2 separate regions of the Homo sapiens genome follow, and region 1 is linked to region 2. A link is a contact called in ENCODE Hi-C or POLR2A ChIA-PET data. All regions are on one chromosome and are shown on one strand. Each heading gives the region's core, a stretch centred on a gene start or an enhancer-like site at or near the end of the contact. The rest is flanking DNA. Distances are from core to core; before and after follow the strand shown. Region 1 holds the start of TCP1 (t-complex 1). Region 2 overlaps SYNJ2 (synaptojanin 2).

What was found. Hi-C counts contacts between places; a loop is a spot of excess contacts on that map. ChIA-PET counts read pairs that join two places held with the same protein, here RNA polymerase II (POLR2A). Pooled maps may share reads with other maps.
Region 1: a loop to region 2 is called in a pooled map, with 12 times the contacts of the local background. The contact joins the promoter of TCP1 here to the enhancer-like site in region 2. A Hi-C loop is called at or near these places in 2 of 50 pooled maps. POLR2A ChIA-PET finds 5 or more read pairs at or near these places in 2 of 52 experiments (AG04450 and OCI-LY7).

Annotation. Positions count from the first base shown.
Region 1 is chr6:159,788,257-159,794,160 of GRCh38, forward strand. It overlaps TCP1 (t-complex 1), which reads right to left and starts at 1,346. Exons shown (of 12, transcript NM_030752.3): 1 at 1,149-1,346. The coding sequence starts at 1,212. MRPL18 (mitochondrial ribosomal protein L18) reads left to right here and starts at 2,211. Exons shown (of 4, transcript NM_014161.5): 1 at 2,211-2,383; 2 at 2,684-2,870. The coding sequence starts at 2,332. RefSeq lists enhancers at 544-1,208, 1,209-1,872, 2,129-2,308, 2,339-2,398.
Region 2 is chr6:158,023,708-158,029,321 of GRCh38, forward strand. SYNJ2 (synaptojanin 2) reads left to right here. Exons shown (of 27, transcript NM_003898.4): 3 at 5,049-5,319. Among named protein-coding and RNA genes, the nearest start is that of SYNJ2-IT1, 25 kb to the left of the region's middle. RefSeq lists enhancers at 2,362-3,049, 3,050-3,737, 3,255-3,324. Within about 2 kb of position 2,489, at least 36 of the 41 ENCODE cell types and tissues checked have a DNase peak (open chromatin) inside an H3K27ac peak, as active enhancers do.

The DNA.
Region 1 (5,904 bases), core at 96-2,595, 1.8 Mb after region 2:
CTACAAATCTGTGTTAATTATTTAAAAACCACCTACTAAGAGTGTAAATGGGGCCAGACACTGTGGCTCACAGGTGTAATCCCAACACTGCGAGGCCGAGGCAGGAGGATCGCTTGATGCCAGGAGTTTGAGACCCCTTTGGGCAACATAGCGAAACCCATTTCTACAAAAAATAAAAACAAAGCCGGATGCGGCGGCGCGGACCTGTGCTTGGAGAATGCAGTGAGCTATGATGGCACTCTCGTCTGGGCGACAGGTGGGACCCTGTCCCTAAACAAAGCGAGCCTATTTGGCACAGCTTTGATGCGGGGTGGAATCTGATGGCGGGGAAAAAAAAAAAAAGTAATAACCACCAATTTCATGCTCTGCCACTTCGTACAGCTATACCAGCCTTTTCCTTCAGATTCTGCAAGTTTTTTGCTCATTAAAACTCTCTTTATCTGTGAGGAGAGAAATCGGTAGTCAACGGGGAAGGTGGTGACTTTCAGATTTGTTTACGAAAAAAATTAGGAATCTATCAAGAAACAGTAAGCTCTGTAGGTATCCAAAGGCCTGACAGCAAACGCTCTGCTAAGTTAGCGCTGCCGTCTCCTGGGGTCAATGCACTCGAGTGGCGTTTCCTGGGCTAACTCTACTGTAAGAAGCTGTCAACCCGGATACGGCTGGACGCCGGACGCCCGACCTCGACTGCAGCTGCGGGCGGACAGGGCACCGGGCTCATCCGAGGGCGCGCGGATGGACCTACTCTTTTTCTGGTAAATGGTCCTAAAATAAAACCTGGCGTTTAACATGGACACTCAGGGGGTCGCCCTGAAACAAAAGGGGGTGCGAGGCGTGGCCCGCACGTGCGAGCCCGGGAGGCCCGCTTTCCCGCGGAGGGCGCGTTTCCAACGCCGCCCCGGACACCACATCCACGCGTTGCCGGTCTCAAAACCCTGCCGCGCGCGGCGGGGCTCCTCCTCGCTGTGGGAAAAGTGGGGCCACAGCGCCCTGCCCCAGAGAACGGCGGGTGGGCTGGGTCCGGCTGCGGGGCCCCGAGGCCCTTTCTGCGGAGGTAAAGGAGAGAAACGAGGGCAGCCGGGGTCCGGTCGCGGTGGGACTCGGCCCTCCCCGGCCGCAAACCCGACCCAGGCCCGGCCCGCCCTTACCGTTTTGGGAGCGGATCGTTTCCCCAGTGCTGCGGTCACCGAACACGGACAAAGGCCCCTCCATCTTGACGGCAGCGATACACGTCGAATTCTGCTTACACCGCGGGCAACCAGTATCGCGGCCCCTCGGCCGACCGGCGACCACAGCAGTGGCTGCGACGGCGTGGAGCGTACCCGAGCGATGTCCCAGGAGCTACTGGGTAACACACCACCCCACCCGCTTCCCGGCTGCCCCGGCCCGGCCGCGGGGCACGGCGGGAAGGAAAAAGAGGCAGGGACAACAGGGAGAGAAACAGGACTGTGACGGAAGTGAGGCTCCGGGGAAGGGGCGGGGTCGGCATTTTTGTCCAATTAGATAGCCGATGGGAAGGGCGCGAAAGCGGAGAACGGAAGTCGGATGTTGGACCGCTGGGAAGAGGTTGAACCTTCGCCTCAAACGATGTTGCGCAGACGCAGTGGGCCATTCTAGTGCCTTCTAGAAAAGGTTGTAAGAAGGGTGGAGCTTGGAGCTGGGGTGTAACTGGAGGGGCGGGCCCTTCTCCAAGTTAGAGTTGGGGTTCTGAGCGAGTCGTGCGTTTTAGGTTTAGTGTCTTTTCCTTGTCCCTGCTCGGGGAGCGTGAGGCAGATCGGCCGGCTTTGCTCCAGGCCTCAGGAGTGTAAGTTTAAGGGCGCGAACCTGGGTGGGACGGGGCAGTTTTTCCAGCGGGCCATACGGGAAAATTTTTGGTTCGAGGAAGACAACCACCCTTTTTAAGGAGAAAACTGCATCTTGCCCTGCCTTATTCCTACGCGGTGCCCAGGTGGGGTGTGTGTGGACCAGTCGATGACCGCCCAAGCTCTCCGAGTAGAAAACCCAAACATGGTTTTGTGGGGTGTGTGCCTTTGACCCCGGACTTAAGCAACAAGCGTGGTCTTGGGCGTAGCTACGAGGTGGTTGGTGGGCTCCAGGGCCTGCGTGCCCCTCGACGTGAGCGATGATTGGCGATGAAGGATAACAGATCGCCTTCTCGGCCACTCAGTGGCAGGGGACTTGCTACTTCCGGGTCGGTGGCGTCTGGCGTGGAGAGTTTGGGGATCTACAGCAGCCAAAGGCTTGTCCCTGACTTTATATGGCTGCTCCTGGCGAGCGACTGAGTCGTCCGTGAGGAAAAAGAGGCGAGGCTTTTCCGAGATCGTCTCAGCGATGGCGCTTCGGTCGCGGTTTTGGGGGTTGTTCTCGGTTTGCAGGAACCCTGGTAATTAGTCTTGCCCCCCTTCTCCCAGCTCACTCGCCTGGGCTTGCACAGTACATTGGAACGTGCGGGTTCTATTTTGTATTCGACGTGCCGGATCGAAATAGAGCTCGCGGCACTGCGAAGACCACAGTAGGAAGTTAAGGACGGGGTCAGTGCTGACTCCACCCTGTGGGCATACGTATTTTTCGTCCCCTCGGGCCTAAAGATTGGGGGTGTAAAAGCGGATAGACGTTAGAGCGGGTTCGTGCGCTGTCCATATCCGTCATTTTTAAGCCCTGTGCGGTTTTTCCCGTTGCCCAGGGTGCAGGTTCGCAGCCCTGTCAACCAGCTCCGAGCCGGCAGCGAAACCTGAAGTGGACCCTGTGGAAAATGAAGCTGTCGCCCCAGAATTCACCAACCGGAACCCCCGGAACCTGGAGCTTTTATCTGTAGCCAGGAAAGAGCGGGGCTGGCGGACGGTGTTTCCCTCCCGTGAGTTCTGGCACAGGTAATTAAATCTGCTTGTGATTGACAAGGGCAGTGCACCCTACAGACTATTTTCATTCATTCAACTCCAGGCACTCTCCCAGGTAGCTGCCATGCGGCGGGTAGAGGCAGGGTTCGCGGAGGGGCTGGAACAAACAACAAATAGGTGTGATGGGGGCTATTTAAAGAGGATGTTACAGTAGCGGACAGGATACCTGCCTGTCTGAGGTGACATTTAAGAAGGTGAGATCTGAAAGAGGAAGAAGCCTAGTCATCTGCCAGAAAGAGCAGTCCTAGCAAAGGAAACTGCTGGGGTGAGGAACTGAAGGGCTTGTGGATCTGAAGCTCAATGGGCAGAGGATGAATGGCCCAAGATGAACATGGAGGGGTAAGGAGGCGACAGATGATTAGCTTTGTAAGTCAAGATGAGCACTTTAGACTTTCTTTTCATTATAGTGGGAAACTACGAGAGGATTTAAAGCTTGAGCCCGAATTGGTTTTTCAAGATCATTCTGGCTGGGCGCATTGTCTCATGCCTGTAATCCCAGCACTTTAGGGAGCCAGCCGAAGAAGCCGGATCATCTGAGGTCAGGAGTTTGAGACCAACCTGGCCAACATGGTGAAACCCCGTCTCTACTAAAAATATAAAAATTAGAGGGGCGTGGTGGTGCACGCCTGTAATCCCAGCTACTCCAGTGGCTGAGGCACGAGAATCACTTGAACCCAGGAGGCGGAGGTTGCAGTGAGCTGAGCGCCTGGGCGACAGAGCAAAATTCTGTCTCAAAAAAAAAAAAATCATTTTAGCTGCTTTTTGGAAGATTAAATTTTTGAGGGAGCAGGACTTGAAGAAAGACCAGTTAGGAGTCTAGTATGACTTGAGATACTTTGTTATAAAGGTGGTTGTTTAATGAACACTTACATTTGCCAGGAATTATGCTACTTGCTTTATATGTTTTTTCTCATTTAATCCTTAAAATTACATCATGAAGCAGTTATAATTTCCCCCATTTTACAGGATCAAAGAAATTGAGGTTTAGGGAGACATGATTAGTAAGTGCCAGAGCTAAGATTTACATATGTTTTAACTGACCTCAGAGCCAGGACGCTAGGTTATTACCACTATACTACAGCATGTAAGTGTTTATCAGGTTTATCTGCTGCTTATCTGCTTGGTGAGGATTTTTTAGAATTTCTTAAGGACTTCTTAAGTACTATGTAAAGTTGTAAGAGTAAATTGGAAATCATTACTGTGTGATGTATTATTTATTTATTGAACAAGCATCATACCTGTATCACTTGCTAGGCATTGCGTTAGAGGCAGGAGTTACAAAGATAAAGTAGATGTTATCCCTGTCATCAAAAGTCTTAAGTTTCATAGTGGAAAGTGGAATGGGGATAATGATGTGTTACAGTTGCTGTAATACATTTTTACTCATAGAGGAGGGAGTCCAAGAAAGGGAGTAGGCAGTTCACTTTTTAAATAATCTGGATCTTAAGGCTAAAAATCTTTTGAAACACCCAACCTATTACTTTCTTTTTTCTTTGTTTTTGAGACAGGGTCTGGGTCTGTTGCCCAGGCTAGAATGCAGTGGTATGATATCTGCTTACTGCATCCTTGACTTCCCTGGGCTCCAGCAATCTTCCCACCTCAGCCTCCTGAGTGGCTGGGACTAGAGGCGCATGCCATTACTCCCAGCTAATTTGTTTTGTTTTGTTTGAGACAAGCTCTGGCTCTATCACCCAGGCTGGAGTGCAGTGGTACAGTATCAGCTGGCTGCAACCTCTGCCTCCCAGGCTCAAACGATTCTCCCATCTCAGCTTCCTGAGCATCTGGGACTGCAGGCACACACTACCATGGCCGGCTAATTTTTTTCTTTTTCTTTTTTTTTTTTTCTGGTATTTTTTGTAGAGATGGGGTTTTGCTGCTGCCCAGGCTGGTCTCGAGCTCTTGAGCTCGAGAGATCTGCCTGATTCAGCCTCCCAAGGTGCTGGGATTACAGACGTGAGCCACTGCACTCGGCCCCAACGCATTACTTTGATTTAATATTTGGATCATTAAAAATAACTAAAGATGTATTTCCTCATTTTTTCTCTGTCTGCCTTACTCGCAATATTAAAAGTAGAGAATTTCAGAATATTATAGTAGGAAATGACCTTTGACATAATGAATCGGGCCCTTCATTGAACAAATGGTTCAAGTGTCAGCAAACTACGGCCCGTGGGCCAAAGGTAGATTGTGAGCTAAAAACTTGTTTTTACTTTTTTTAAGTTAAAAAAAAAATCAAAAGAATATTTTGTGGCTTGGGAAAATTAAATGAAAATCAAATTTCGTTGCCCAGGTTCTTAGAACCTAGCTGTACCTACTCTCATTTGTTTACGCATCACCTGGCTGTTCTAGCACTACAATGGCTGAGTCGAACAGTTTCAACAGAAGCTATTGGACCTAGAAAGCCTAAAATATTTACTATCTGGCACTTTGTGGAAAAAGATTGTTGACTCCTGGTTTAACAGATTGTGATTTTTGGCCGGGCGCGGTGGCTCACGTTTGTAATCCCAGCACTTTGGGAGGTCGAGGCGGGCGGATCACGAGGTCAGGAGATCAAGACCATCCTGGCTAACACGGTGAAACCCCGTCTCTACTAAAAATACACAAAAAAATTAGCCAGGCGTGGTGGCAGGCACCTGTAGTCCCAGCTACTAGGGAGGCTGAGACAGGAGAGTGGCGTGAACCTGGGAGGCGGAGCTTGCAGTGAGCCGAGATCGCGCCACTGCACTCCAGCCTGGGCAACAGACTGAGACTCCGTCTCAAAAAAAAAAAAAGAGATTGTGATTTTTTACTAGAGCCACCAGGAAAACCAGGAGTAGACTCCATATTTCCAAATCTAATGCCTCTTCTATTTCACATTGAGAATCCTAGTGAGAATCTAATGATTTGGGTGTGTTTTCTTTAACTTAAACTTGACTTTTTAAAGGGTAACATATACGTATGTTATAAAATCCAAAGGGAGTACAGTTTCTTGTGTGTCCTTCTAAAGATTGTCTATGCATATAAGCAA
Region 2 (5,614 bases), core at 1,239-3,738:
CCCCCTAGGATTCCAGACAAAGGGACAGTTCAAAAGCTTGTCAACAGCATTGCAATAAGGTCAGGACTAGGTAGCAATCTGTTTGCAAGTCAGGTGATGTCCAATTGTTTGCTTCCCCCATAACGGAAGGAGAATTTAATTGGGGTATCAGCTGACACATTAGTAACCATTTTATCAGCAGGTTATTGTCATTTCTTAGCGCTAACTCAGAAGGACTTTGAAGAATCGAGTGACATTTCTACAATGAAGCCCTTTCCATTCCCATCTATTTATTAATGTGAACAGGATCTTTTAGTGTTTGCGTCTACAAAAATGAAAACTAGAATTAGAATTGGTGCAGAACCTACTTTCATTCCTTCAATAAATATTTATTCATCTCATTAAGAGATGCCTTTCCAACACATTATGACTTTTTGTATCAAATGATTATTTGTCGGCCAGGCACGGTGGCTCATGCCTGTAATCCCAGCACTTTGGGAGGCCAAGGTGGGCGGACCACTAGAGGTCAGGAGTTCTAGACCAGCCCAGTCAACATGGTGAAACCCCATCTCTACTAAAAATACAAAAATTAGCTGGGCATGGGGGCTCATGCCTGTAATCCCGGCTACTCAAGAGGCTGAGGCAGTAAACCTGAAAGGCGAAAGTTGAACCCGGGAGACAGAGGTTGCAGTGAGCCCAGATTGCGCCACTGCACTCTAGCCTGGGCGACAGAGCAAGACTGTCACCTCCCAGAGACCCCACCTCCTAAAACCATCGCCTTGGGTGTTCATACTTCAGCATATTAATTTGGGGGTGCACACATTCAGCCAATAGCAGGTACACTGGTTGACCACACTCTTAAAGAGGACAGCCAAAAAAAATTATTTGGCAGTGTTTTATTTACATTGTATTGTTTACATTGTTTGACCAGTTAGGTATCACTGGAACGATAAACCAGAACGCTCTCTTTTTAAACACTTGGAGTTGAGGAACACACGGCTGCAGGGGCTGATGGGGTGATCAGAACAGGACGTAGAAGCACCAGATATGCTACATTAGGATGGAATTCTGAAGAGGGGGGACTGGAAATATGAGTGAAAGTTCCATGTGGTAAGAAAGAGCATGCTCCTGCAATCCTGTAAATAATAGATGGCAATGAGTATCACGTTACTGTGTAGATTCCATGGGATACTGACAAGAGGCTCCCAGAGTTTTAGTTTTACGTGTCAATATTTAGAATACACTGCACAATATATTATTTACAGGCATTTCAACTACCGATGAAAACCTTCAATGGCAGTTTTAAAATGGGCAGGGAACGCTGTCTGAGTCCAGTGTGTTGCTGTGACAAAGTTCCGTAGTAGACGGGGTGGCTTATCAGCAACAGACATTTATTTCGCGCAGTTCTGGAGGCTGGAAGTCCGAGACCAGCGGCCCGCAGATTGGCCGGCTGTGAGGACCTGCTTCTTGCTCCATAGATGCTGCCTTTTCTCTGCATCTGACATGGTGGGAGAGGTGCAGGAGATCTCTGGGCACAAACCCCATTCATGAGGGCTCCACTGCCATAACCCAGTCACCTCCCAAATACCCCCACCACCTCAAACCATCACCTTGGGTGTTCGTACTTCAGCATATTAACTTGGGGGTGCACACATTCAGTCAATAGCAGGTACACTGGTTGACCACACTCTTTTAAAGGGTACAGCAGGCCAGGTGCAGTGGTTCACACCTGTAATCCCAGCACTTTGGGAGGCTGAGGCAGGTGAATCACCTGAGGTCAGGAGTTCGAGACCAGCCTGGCCAACATGGTAACACCCCATCTCTACCAAAAATACAAAAAATTAGCCGGTATAATCCCAGCAACTCGGGAGGCTGAGGCAAGAGAATTACTTGAACCCAGGAGGCGGAGGTAGCAGTGAGCTGAGATTGCACCACTCCACTCCAGCCTGGGCAACAAGAGTGAAACTCCATCTCAAAAAAAAATAGCCGGGCGTGGTGGCTCACGCCTGTAATCCCAGCACTTTGGGAGGCCGAAGCAGGCAGATCACCTGAGGTCGGGAGTTTGAGACCAGCCTGACCTACATGGAGAAATCCCATCTCTACTAAAAATATAAAATTAGCTGGGCGTGGTGACGCATGCTTGTAATCTCAGTTACTCCAGAGGGTGAGGCAGGAGAATCACTAGAACCTGGGAGGCAGAGGTTGCGGTGAGCCGAGATCACACCATTGCACTCCAGCTTGGGCAACAAGAGTAAAACTCTGTCTCAAAAAATAAATAAATAAATAATACATGCATACATACATACATACGTACATACATACATACATACAGGGTACAGCAAACTAATCCGATTGGAAACTGCCGGACTTTGGGGCTAGATGGAGCATGGGCTTAAAGTGAAACCTACATTTTGGCTCCAACACAGACTAGCTGTGTGCTTGGGCGGGTGATTCAGCTTCCCTGGGGGACAGTCATGCGTGTGTGAAATGGCAGTGGTAGCCCTGAGACAGCAGCATGGGTAAGCAGGCTGGCGACGTCATCTGCAAGGAGGTGTAATTAGGAGCACCAGCTCTGGGGCCAGACTTGGCTTGAGAAACTTGCCCAGGCACTGTAGCTAGAAAGTGGATTTGGATCCCAGCTCCCCGCTCTGTCACCTTGGGCAGGCTGCTTAACCTCTCTGTGCGTCTGTTTCCCTCCCTGTGAGATGGGGCTGGTAAGGGCGCCCCTTGCGGTGGGCGGGAGGATGGAGTCCGCGCCTGTACAGCTCCCCTGCCTCCACTGCGCTCACCAGATACCGGCTCTCCTCACTCCCCTGTACCACTCCCGACCCCCTCCTCCCTGGACCCAGGAGCCCCAGTGCTCTGTGGCAATGTTAAGAGCCTCTCCTGGCTGCTACAGTGCTCCTCTCCCCAGCCTCCCCCAGGCCGTGGTCCTGCCCAGGAAATGCACCTGGGACTGTTGCCAGGCACTCAGGCCCCCCACACGGAGGCTGTTGAGGAAGTGGTGCTAGAAATCAGCTCATGACTCTCACGGAGTGATGTCATGCAAAATTTTCCATAGCTCTGGCAGCCACAGGGGCCATCCTCCTGCCTCTCCGAGGGCACTTCTGCTGAACTGTGCTTTTCCCTGCACTGTGTCAGAAGAGGCAGGTGGGTGCCGGGAGCGCTCTGTGGCCAAGGCTCTGATCACAAGCTGCCAACCCCGGAACCCCACCTATCCTACTTGAGAAGCTGAACTCTGACCCCTGTCCCTGTCCCCAGTGTGATAACTTCCTTTGTTCTTAGGTGGTTTTGAGGTGGTTTCCTGAGGATGTGTCTGGGGAGATGTGATGGGATCAACCCCCTGCCCTGCTGGCAGCCCCACCCCATGGCATAGCAGCAGGCCCCTGGGAGCCCTGAGCGCTCATTAAAGGAACGCACTTTAATGACAGCCACACGCCACCCTGCCACAAGCAGCGCTCTTCTCCCTATGAAGTGTGGTGAGGAAATTGGGGTGAGAGGGTGGTGGAACTGGTTGTTTTGGGGGTCTCTTCCTGGAGTGTGGAGAGATCAGAACCATCTCCAGACCATGGCTGTAGACAGCGGCCCTTGATCATTCACAGAAGATCTCGCTGGGCGGATCCTTCAGACCTCAGCGGGGTGGGAAGAGTGTCCTTGGGACTAGAGCCCTGCCAGACCCCAAAGGCCGGTTTCTACCCGATGATCTCTTGGGCCCCGTCCCGAGAGTGAGGCACGGCGCCACCAGGCACCCCCGATACGCAGCGTGTTGTGAAGTGCCCTTGTGAGCAGCGGGGGATAGGGAACAGAAAACCAGCTGTCAGCGACAGCGAGGTGGTGCCCCAGAGAGGGCTGCCTCATTCGCCTGGCTGCAGGGTCCGAGGTCGTCTTGGTAGCATTTGGCAGGAATTTATTTAGGAAGCATTCAGCAAACCGAGTGTGTGTGGTGCTGGGAGATGACGACGAAATGGCCCTGCCCCCAAGGAAGCCCCTCCCCTGGGGGCACAGGTGGGGAGGGAGGTCATGAGCTTTGTGTGTGTGACAACTGCTGATGGGAATGCTATTGGCACGTACGAGGGGTGCCTGTCCGTGTCTTGGGAGAGCAAGGAAGGCTTCCCGGAGGAGTTGCTGCCAAGTTGGCCCAGAAGGATGAGGAGGAGTTCTTCTGGTGAAGTGGGGAGGGCAGAGGCAGGATGGTCCCTACGGAGCATGTGGGGACGCTCGTGTTCTTCCAGAGGATGGAATGCTGGGCCCGAAGCCTGAAGTATTGTTAGGGTAGAGACAGGCGGGAGGTGCGTGGAGAAGGGGTCATGGAGGTCTTGTTGGGCAGATGGCGGTGGGACGTCCCAGGCAGGGGGAGCATCTTGGGCAAGAGCCCAGGGTGCGAGGTCATGCTTATGGCACATTGGACCAGCTGGAGGACAGCCAGCTCAGGAGAGCAGCCGGCTGGGGTGTCTGCCCACGTGTGGGGCAGGGATGGGCTGCAGCGGGGAGGGATTTGGGAGCTTCTGTCGTAGTCCTGCAGGGAGTGGGAGCTGTGCAAGAAGGAAGGGCGGAGCGGCTGTGATCCAATGACTTTGGGAAGGCCACTCCTGTGATGGAGTGGGGGAAGACAGACCCCAGGCCAGGGGTCCTGAGTCAAGGCAGTGGCTGAGGAGGCACTGGGGAAGGTGATTTGGAGAGGCTTTGGGGGTAGGTCCTGGGGGTCTGGAAGGGCTCTAGGCCAGGAATTTTCAGACTCCTGGGGGCATCAGAATCACCTGGAGGGCTTGTTAAAGCAAAGCTTGCCCCCAGCCTCAGGCAGCTGGGCGGCAGGAATCTGCATGTCTAACAGGCTCCCAGGGGATGCTGACTTGCTGGCCAGGGTCCCACACTTTGAGAAGCCCCGCCTGAAGCTTACAGGACAGGGCAGGTTCTTGAGCCATTGAGTTGGGCAATGCCATGGGAAGTTGCAGGTGCACAGACGTTGCCTTCCTGGCTGCGGTTGAACCTGGGCTCCATTTGTCCCCTTGGAGCTCCAGGCGGCCGGGCCGACTTCGACCCTGAGCTCTCCTGTCTGATTTCCTTTCCAGGTGGCACGTCTCTGAGCTTCCTGGTGTTGGTGACAGGCTGCACATCTGTGGGCAGAATTCCAGATGCTGAAATCTACAAAATCACTGCCACTGACTTTTACCCTCTTCAGGAAGAGGCCAAGGAGGAGGAACGCCTCATAGCTTTGAAGAAAATCCTCAGCTCGGGGGTGTTCTATTTCTCATGGCCAAACGATGGGTCTCGCTTTGACCTGACTGTCCGCACGCAGAAGCAGGGGGATGACAGCTCTGAATGGGGGAACTCCTTCTTCTGGTGAGGCCCTGGGTCCCCTGCAGAGGGTGGGCCCTGGGTCTCCTGCAGAGGGTGGGCCCTGGTTGGCATCTGAGGCCTTGACCTCCACTTGCACCACCCCCGGGTTATGGGGCACCTCTGGAGAGTTAGGACCCAGGCCTGCTCTCAGCACAATGAGAGGAAAACTAACCCTGAACTCCCTGCCACCCCCCACCCCTGGCCCCTGGAATGTGTTCAGTGTAGATTTGGAAAAGAAACCTGCGCCAGGCATGGTGCCTCATGCCTGTAATCCCAGCACTTTGGGAGGCTGAGGCAG